Regions from separate parts of the Homo sapiens genome. Here all the other regions are linked to region 3. Evidence: chromatin loops called from intact Hi-C (ENCODE). Cell type or tissue: OCI-LY7. All regions are shown on one strand.

What was found. Peaks named below come from ENCODE experiments on the same cell type or tissue, not always from the same donor. Only the 100,000 strongest peaks of a DNase experiment are listed, where the experiment ranks them.
Region 1: a loop joins it to region 3, with 5 times the contacts of the local background. A loop is called at or near these places in 1 of 110 quality-filtered maps.
Region 2: a loop joins it to region 3, with 8 times the contacts of the local background. A loop is called at or near these places in 1 of 110 quality-filtered maps.

What each region holds. Positions count from the first base shown.
Region 1 is chr1:36,884,189-36,886,688 of GRCh38, forward strand. All of the region lies in intron 2 of GRIK3 (glutamate ionotropic receptor kainate type subunit 3), which reads right to left. Among named protein-coding and RNA genes, the nearest start is that of GRIK3, 150 kb to the right of the region's middle. In OCI-LY7, CTCF peaks have their summits at 1,534 and 1,745; DNase peaks (open chromatin) are centred at 93 and 803; H3K4me3 peaks cover 1,655 bases; H3K27ac peaks cover 1,958 bases.
Region 2 is chr1:36,863,142-36,865,641 of GRCh38, forward strand. All of the region lies in intron 5 of GRIK3 (glutamate ionotropic receptor kainate type subunit 3), which reads right to left. Among named protein-coding and RNA genes, the nearest start is that of GRIK3, 170 kb to the right of the region's middle. In OCI-LY7, CTCF peaks have their summits at 1,257 (motif pointing right) and 1,456; a DNase peak (open chromatin) is centred at 1,250.
Region 3 is chr1:36,949,501-36,952,000 of GRCh38, forward strand. All of the region lies in intron 1 of GRIK3 (glutamate ionotropic receptor kainate type subunit 3), which reads right to left. Among named protein-coding and RNA genes, the nearest start is that of GRIK3, 84 kb to the right of the region's middle. In OCI-LY7, no CTCF peak of the experiment used is centred here; DNase peaks (open chromatin) are centred at 1,281 and 2,491; H3K4me3 peaks cover 1,884 bases; H3K27ac peaks cover 2,500 bases.

The DNA of each region.
Region 1 (2,500 bases), 65 kb before region 3:
CGGGGAAGCACCATCTTGTTCCTGCTCTTGTCACCTTTGAGTCAACATGCCTTGGGTAGCCCTTGGTGTGAGCAGGTGTGTGAGACAAACCACAGTGATAATAAATGCTTTAAAAACAGGAACTCTGGGTTTGCTGGTGAATTGTCAAATTTAGGACTAGTTCTTTTTTCAGTTCCCTCTCCCCAAGGAGGCCATGCTCGGACCTGCACCCTCACTGCCCATTCGTGCTATTCTTCTGCCGTCTGGGGGTGTTGCATATCTTCCCCGACAACCTTGTCCCCTTCAGATTAGGCACTTCCTGAGGAAGGAGGCCATGTGTGAGTCACTCTGCAACCATGGGAGCTGGGTACCAACATGGAAGAGATGGTAACAGTGAGTGACAGCAGTCCAGGGCTTGCCCAAGCCTGAGGCCGTGGGCACCCTGTAAACCCTGTAGGTTTCCCTCATACTCTCTCCTACCTTTGTTTTGACCCTTCTAGCTGTCCCCTGATGCCTCTGGTTTCTGTCCCACTATATTATCTGTCTATTCTTTTTCCTGGAACACCTTCAGTTTGAAGACTTGGTTGAATGATTTGAATGTCTCATTCCCTCCCACCACCACCTCTACGCATCTGCCTCTTAGATTTCCTTCATTGATTGATGCCTTGAAGCAGTCAGGTCCAGGCTTCCCTGCCACTGCTACCATTACACGGCCTGGCCTCTTAGGTCATGTCCAAGGTCTGGGCATGTTGTTGGACCAAGGCAAGGGAGAGTGGACCAACACAAAGTCTGATGATGCAGAGGATTGTAAGAGTGTTCTTCAAAGAAGTGACTTTTATTTTGACACAGACTGTGAGGATTATGACAAAGGCAACTGAAATCGTTGTGATACTAAAGACCATATTGTGAGGCTGCCAATGATGATAATGGTGACGGCATTGCTGAGGGTGAAATTAATCATGTTGATGTTGTGATAGTAATGGCGGGATGGTGATGTTGATGTTGGTGTTGATGAGACTGACAATGATAAATGTGTTGGTGCCTTCACTGTAGTGGTGATAATGACAGGGGATGACGGGATGTCAGCATTGATGAGAGAGGAGGTGATCACAACGTTGATGGTACTGACAGTATCAGTGGGATGGTGGCAGAGATGTTGGTGCTGATGAGACTGGTGATGATGAAGATGTTGCTGTCATGGCAGTGATGGAGGTGATGACAGTGGGGGTAGTGTTGGTGGTGCTGATATTAAGAGTGGAGATGATACCATTGTTGCTGGTGAAAACAGTAATTGTGGTGCTGGTGTACTGGTGTTGATAGTAGAGTCAATGGTGGTGATGATGATGATGACCACACTGGGTTTCATTCTGCAAGAGATGCAGTGATTAGACTTTACTCTTGCATAGCAGGAAGCATCAGTCCTGGCCTTCACCTATTGCTTTTCCCTGGCCTCTCTCCACCTCCCCTTTCCTGTCTCCTCCATGTTCCTTCCACCCTCTGAGGACTTCCCAGCTGGGAAGAACACTGCTGCCCCCACAGGGACCAGGGCAGGGCTTACAGCAGCAGCAGCAGCTTTTCTTCCAGATGTTTCCAGGGCAGCAGCCAACTCTTGTTCTGGCAGCCCTGATCACACTGCAGTAATTACATTATTTGTGGCTTCAATTTTAAATCCATTTTCTGGTCATTTTACAGTAACTCAATGGTTCACAGTCATTGCAGGAGTCCACAGCCTGAATGCTGTCCCCCCACTCCCTTTCCATGGCAATTGTAGTTATGGCAAAAATTATCCCAATCAATTTGTGTCTTAAAAGGAATTGAGCAGCCCAGAGAATAAGTGAAGGCGGAGGAGCCTGGGGAGCCCTGGGTCAATTCCAGGCCCACTCCGGTCAGCCTTGGAAGAAAACACAGACACTCTCTGCGCTGCTGCTGCCTCTGGCGCTGCCTGGAAGTCACTCATCTTTTAATTTCCACAAAACATGAAAAGATAAAGACAATAAGAGAAAGTCCATTTTAACAGGGAAAGGCCCCCGGCCTCATGTGGAGGGAAGGACTAATTCAAGCAGAGCTGGCAGGGCAGGTGGTGCCAGGCTTTATGCCTCTGTGTCCCCTCCCCCCACAGGGCCCGAGGTGGCTGGATCCAGCTGGAGGGGAAGAAAGCAATGACGAGGACTTCTGTCTAGGGAAAATGAATTATTTCTGGATTAATTAGAATTTGCCCCAAGCCCCAGGTTCCTTGGAAGAGTCCTAAAGATGCCTCAGGAGAATGCTGTTTAAAAAACCAAAGATGAGAAGAAAAAATAAAGATCATGGAACATGGGGCTCTCCCTGAGGGATAGAGGGTACCCAAAGGGGAGTGTGATCCAACAGCAGGAATGTGCCAAGGTGTGACAGTGGTGTTGCCAGTCATAGCAGAGGGATGGTATCTGTCTTAGGCATGTCATCACAGGGACATTGAGGGTTGCAGAAAGATGGCACTTAATTTTTTTATTGAGATATAAAATATAGTAAAGTGCATTAATGT
Region 2 (2,500 bases), 86 kb before region 3:
AGATATTAGGCCTTTTGCTCAAGGTTCTGTAACTGGGGAGTGACAGAGTCAACACCAGGCTACCCAGCTCCAGAGCCCTCCCTCTTCCCTATGATGACGCATCTCCTCCTACCGAGAGGCTCTACCTGCCCAGCCCCCAACTCATGCCCACTGCCAGGGCAGTCACCCTCTGGGCAGGGACTAGAGGGATCTTTCTAAGGTATAAATCCAAGCCTGTCATTTCCACACTTCAAATACTTCCATGACTCCTTGTAGTCTTTTCAGAATATGGTACAAATTCCTTAGTACAGTTTTCCAAAGCTCTCCACCCCTCCAGGCTCACTTTCCTTCCTACCCTCTCAATTTTTTTGTCCCAGGATGCAAGTTCAGGCCTTAATTTTCCCAGTCTCGCTGGCCCCTGTACCCTTTGTCCTGCTTCTCGTCCCTCTGTTCAGCACCTTTGTATGCCTTCTATTTCCAGGCAAGAATGCTTGTCTTCTTGACCTCTCTTGGGTGAGCTATTCTCCAAGAATCAGCTCAAGTATCACCTCTTCCAGGAAGCCCCTCCTGATTGCTCCTGTACACATGCACAACAGAGTGCGTCAGACGCGATTCTGCTCTTATCCTGAGACTTCTGGGCTTTCATGCCACTGGTAACAACTGCTTGTGTCTGGGTCTGTCTCCCCTATGAGCTATGGGCTGAATATTCCTGTTACCCAAAGTGGAAAGAAGGGTCAGCCAGCTGAGTGGCTCCTGGGGCACTTAAGCATCACTGAGAAGAGCCTGGAATGTAGCGACAAGTGTTTCACATCCTCCTCTCAGGGGCAGCTTCAAGGAAGGGCAGATGAAAATACTAGGTTAGTGCAAAAGTCATTGTGGTTTTTGTTATTATTTTAATGGCACCAACCCAATACCCTCCCCATGATATAAGTGTTATTGCCGGGAAGTGGCATTAGTTGTCATTGTTTATCTATTAACTTATTATAATAGTTCTTTTTTCACCTCTAGGCTTTTATCTACATGTGACATGTAGCAGGGGCTCAGCTGGGGCTAATTAACTCAGGGTTATCTACAGACTGGAAGTTTAGGAGAGGGTTGGTAAACTGCCTGGGGTGGAGGATGAGATCTTCCCCAAACTGCCTTTCAACCAGGAGGGTCTGGGGAGCTGGAAGGATTTCCTTTTGGACAGTGGTGTTATGCAAGTTTGGGGCCAGGGCTGACCTGCTGCGACCATGGAAGAGAAGCTGAGCTCTGCCTACAGGGGGCGCCCTCCTCACCTTTCCTTGCATGGCATTCAGTCTCTTCTCCAATTCAGTGTTGACCTGATATCTAAGGCTTGAAAGATGCCAAAGCTTTAGACTGCCCAGGGCCTCCATGACTCGATTTACCCTCATCTAGGTAACCAGAGGCCAACCTGACTCAGTGTGAAGGGCAGCATCTCTGGCCTTGGTGGGAGCTTGGGTGCTGGTGGAACCAGCCCTTCTGGTCTCCAGAGGCAGCATTTGGTCTGTTGAGACTGACACAGAGGCTGCAGCTGATCACAGCCCGGGAGGGGGCAGGTTGGGGTGGTAGTGATTGGGATGACCTTCCTCCCTGTAACCCCTGAGCCTGGGCTTAGCTGCAAAGTGTTGTAGGGCCTGTGGCACAGAGTGCCCCCATCCCCGTGATACGAGGACAATGACAATGGGGAGCTGGTGAAGAGGCTCTTTTGTCCAGCTCCATTTTTTTTTTTTTTTTAATTCAGACTGCCCAGGGCCAAGACCCCAAGTGCTGTACACTGTGAACTGTGTGCAACCTTGCTGCTTGGCAAAAAGTTGTGTTCTCGATGCCAAATGTTGACACACTGAATTCAGTATCGACGAGGGACCTTTTAGAAACATTCAGCATAACATAATAAACTAATTCATTAGCACCCCATGGGTCTGAATGGGTAGGAGCTGAAGCTTGGAAAACATCGCCTTAAGGAATGACAGATGAAAATATCTTCCCCATGATATCACTGTTATTGCCAGGAAGTGGCATTAATTGTGATTGCTTATCTATTAATTTATTATAATTCTTTTTTCACCTCCAGGCTTTTACCTACACATGACATGTACCAGGGGCTCAGCTGGGGCTGATTAATGCGAGGTTATCTGGGAATGGCTCAAAGCTGGTTGGAACAGATAATGGCAGCTGGGGTAATTAAAATATCTTCTGCATGGAAGAAGCAAATTTGGAGAATTTTTTTTAGAGGCGAAGAGTTGGTGATGTGGGTTTCCTAAAGGGAAGGAGATAAATGCCAGATGCCACTGTCCTCCCAAATAAGCCACAACTGACCAATGGGCACAAAGAGGGAGGATCACGAGGTAGAGGCCTCGGCAACAGGGCCGGAAGTGGATCCTGAAGACCGGAAGCAGGATATGACTGAGGGAGAGGACCAGGAGCACAGCTGGTGCTCCAACCGATGGGGTTCTGCTGGGAGATACTCTGGGAGACCCCGCCCCATACTCCACTGCAGAACTGTGTGTATTGCAAGGGC
Region 3 (2,500 bases):
CTTTATTGTGCTCTTATTGTGTACTTTGCATGTCTTTCTTTTCTTTCTTTTTTTTCTTTCTCTCTCTCTCTTTCTTTTTTTTTTTTTTTTTTTTTTTGAGTCTCGCTCTGTTGCCCCAGGCTGGAGTGCAATAGTGCAACCTTGGCTCACTGCAACCTCTGCCTCCCAGGTTCAGGTGATTCTCCTGTCTCAGCCTTCTGAGTAGCTGGGATTACAGGTGTGTGCCACCATGTCCGGCTAATACTTTTTGTATATTTATTAGAGACAGGGGGGTCACCATGTTGGCCAGGATGGTTTCGAACTTCTGACCTCAGGTGATCTGCCCACCTCGGCCTCCCAAAGTGCTGGGACTACAGGCATAAGCCACCACGCCTGGCCCTAATTCTTTTAATTCATATCACAACCCCACTTTACAGAGAAGAAACAGAGGCACAGAGTGGTCAAGCAACCTTCCCAAAATCTCACAGCTGGTAAATATCAGAGCCAGGATTTGAATCCAGGCCACCTGGCTCTAGAGTGTCTGTGTGTGGCCATCATACTGGAGTTGCTCTAAAAGTGTGCCAGATCTAGCTTCAGGGTACACACATACACAACACACACACAATACACATACACATGATCTCATTTTCTTTCTCAGAACAATGCTATGAAAATGACTTTATTACCCCAGTCCTAGAAGTGTAGAAATTGGAACTCTGGAAAAGAAGTGGCTTGCCAAAGATAGCACAGCTGAGACACGATCAAATTGGCATTCAAACTCAGATTTTTAAATATAATCATTCCTGCTCACAAAATGCATGTCCATTGAATAACATAAAGAAGTTAACAACATTTATAAATGCACCATCCAGAAAAAGCACCTTTAGTATTTTGGTAGAGGTCTTTCCAGGCTTTTCTCCATTTATAAAATAATATTTTTCCAATAAAATGTGGATGCTCCATAATTTATTTGACAAATCCTAACAGATTGGCAGTTAGGTTGTGGCCAATGTTTAAGCCCATCTTTCCACACTCCCAGACAAATCAGATTTCAGGAAGATGAAGCTGGAATGGCCTTTGGACAACATGCTCTGGGCTTGGCTAAGCCAGTCTTTGGCTGTGCAGACGGTGGGGTGACACAGCAGAGGCACAGAGACTGTGGCCCAATTGGTACCCACATCCTGCTGCACAACTTGCTTTGGTAAAGGCAAGAGGCTACATGCGATTTATCTGTTTGTTTATTCTTAGAAACTGTCTTGTTGAGAACTTGATGTTTTCTGTGCAGCTGAGCAGAACTGTGGCTTTGGAGGTTCATGATTTGCGCGGGAGCTGATCTCGTGAGTGATCACATGCTGTCACCCTACCAATTCTACACTCACTCCCCTGGGATGATAGAAGCCTCTGAAGTTACAGCAACGGGGAGCGGAGGGTCTGGAGTGGGGCAGGAGGGTTTGGGGTGGGGCATGATGCAGCCTCTGCTGCAGACTGGGGCCCCAGGTTTTTCTAAATGTTAGCAGAGTTAGGGTGGAACAAATGTGCTCAGACCCAAAGGGAAATTTTCCCAGAGCAGGGCCCAGGAAAGGAGAAGGTCTGGAGCATGCAAATGACCTTTGTCTTTCTGGCTTTGTAGAGGAGCTGGCTGGGCCAGGAGGCCAAGCTGTTCAGTGTCACCTGCTGCAGAAGCTTACAGCAGGGGGCTGGACATTAGAGTCCTCTGAGGGTCAGGACATGTGAGCAGAGACTGAGACTAGTGACTCCAAGTCTGGCAGCACCCTCTGAAGGGAAGGACCAACAGAATGCCGGACTCAGGGTGAAGAAGAGTGATCACGATCAAGGACAATACCAGCAAGGGACAGCAAATACTTAGGGGTCCTTGGGCCGAAATCTAGGACATGTGGAAGAAGGGACAGCAGATGCCCTGGGGTCTTTTGTTTCTCCTTCCTTCTCCTTTGTCTTCTTCCCACTGCACACTTGGGGGGTGGCCACGTGACTGCTGGGGGACCAAGTGGCCAGAGCCCAAGGCCCCCTCTCCTCGGCAGCATGGCTTCTGTCCTACTTATGTCGAACTGGCAATGCTGGTCGCATGCAGATTAATGAGGCCACGGCTGAGGCCCTGCATTGGGGGACTGGCCTTGTTTCTAGGTGACCAGGTACTTGAGCCTAAATTAACTTTGACTACCCTTTGTGCTCTCCCCCTTGGGCAGGGCAGCAGGAAAATAATGGGGGAGAAAGAAGAGAAGGTGAGGAAGAGGAGGAATAAAAGGGGGAGGGAGAAGGAGAAGAGGATGAAAGGGGCTGAGGAAGACGAGGAGGAGGGAGAGGAGAGGGCAGAAATGGGGGGAACAGGGAAGAAGCAGAGAGAAGGAGGTTGGAGGGCGGAGGGGCGGGAGGACCACAGGAGGCAGGGCAGGTAGAGGGCAGCTGCCCCATGCTCTGCCCACTCTGCCAAACAGCCAGGGCCTCTGCCAGGTGGGTTCTGTCTTGTGGGGAGGAGCATCGAAGGGAAATGAATGTTCCTGCC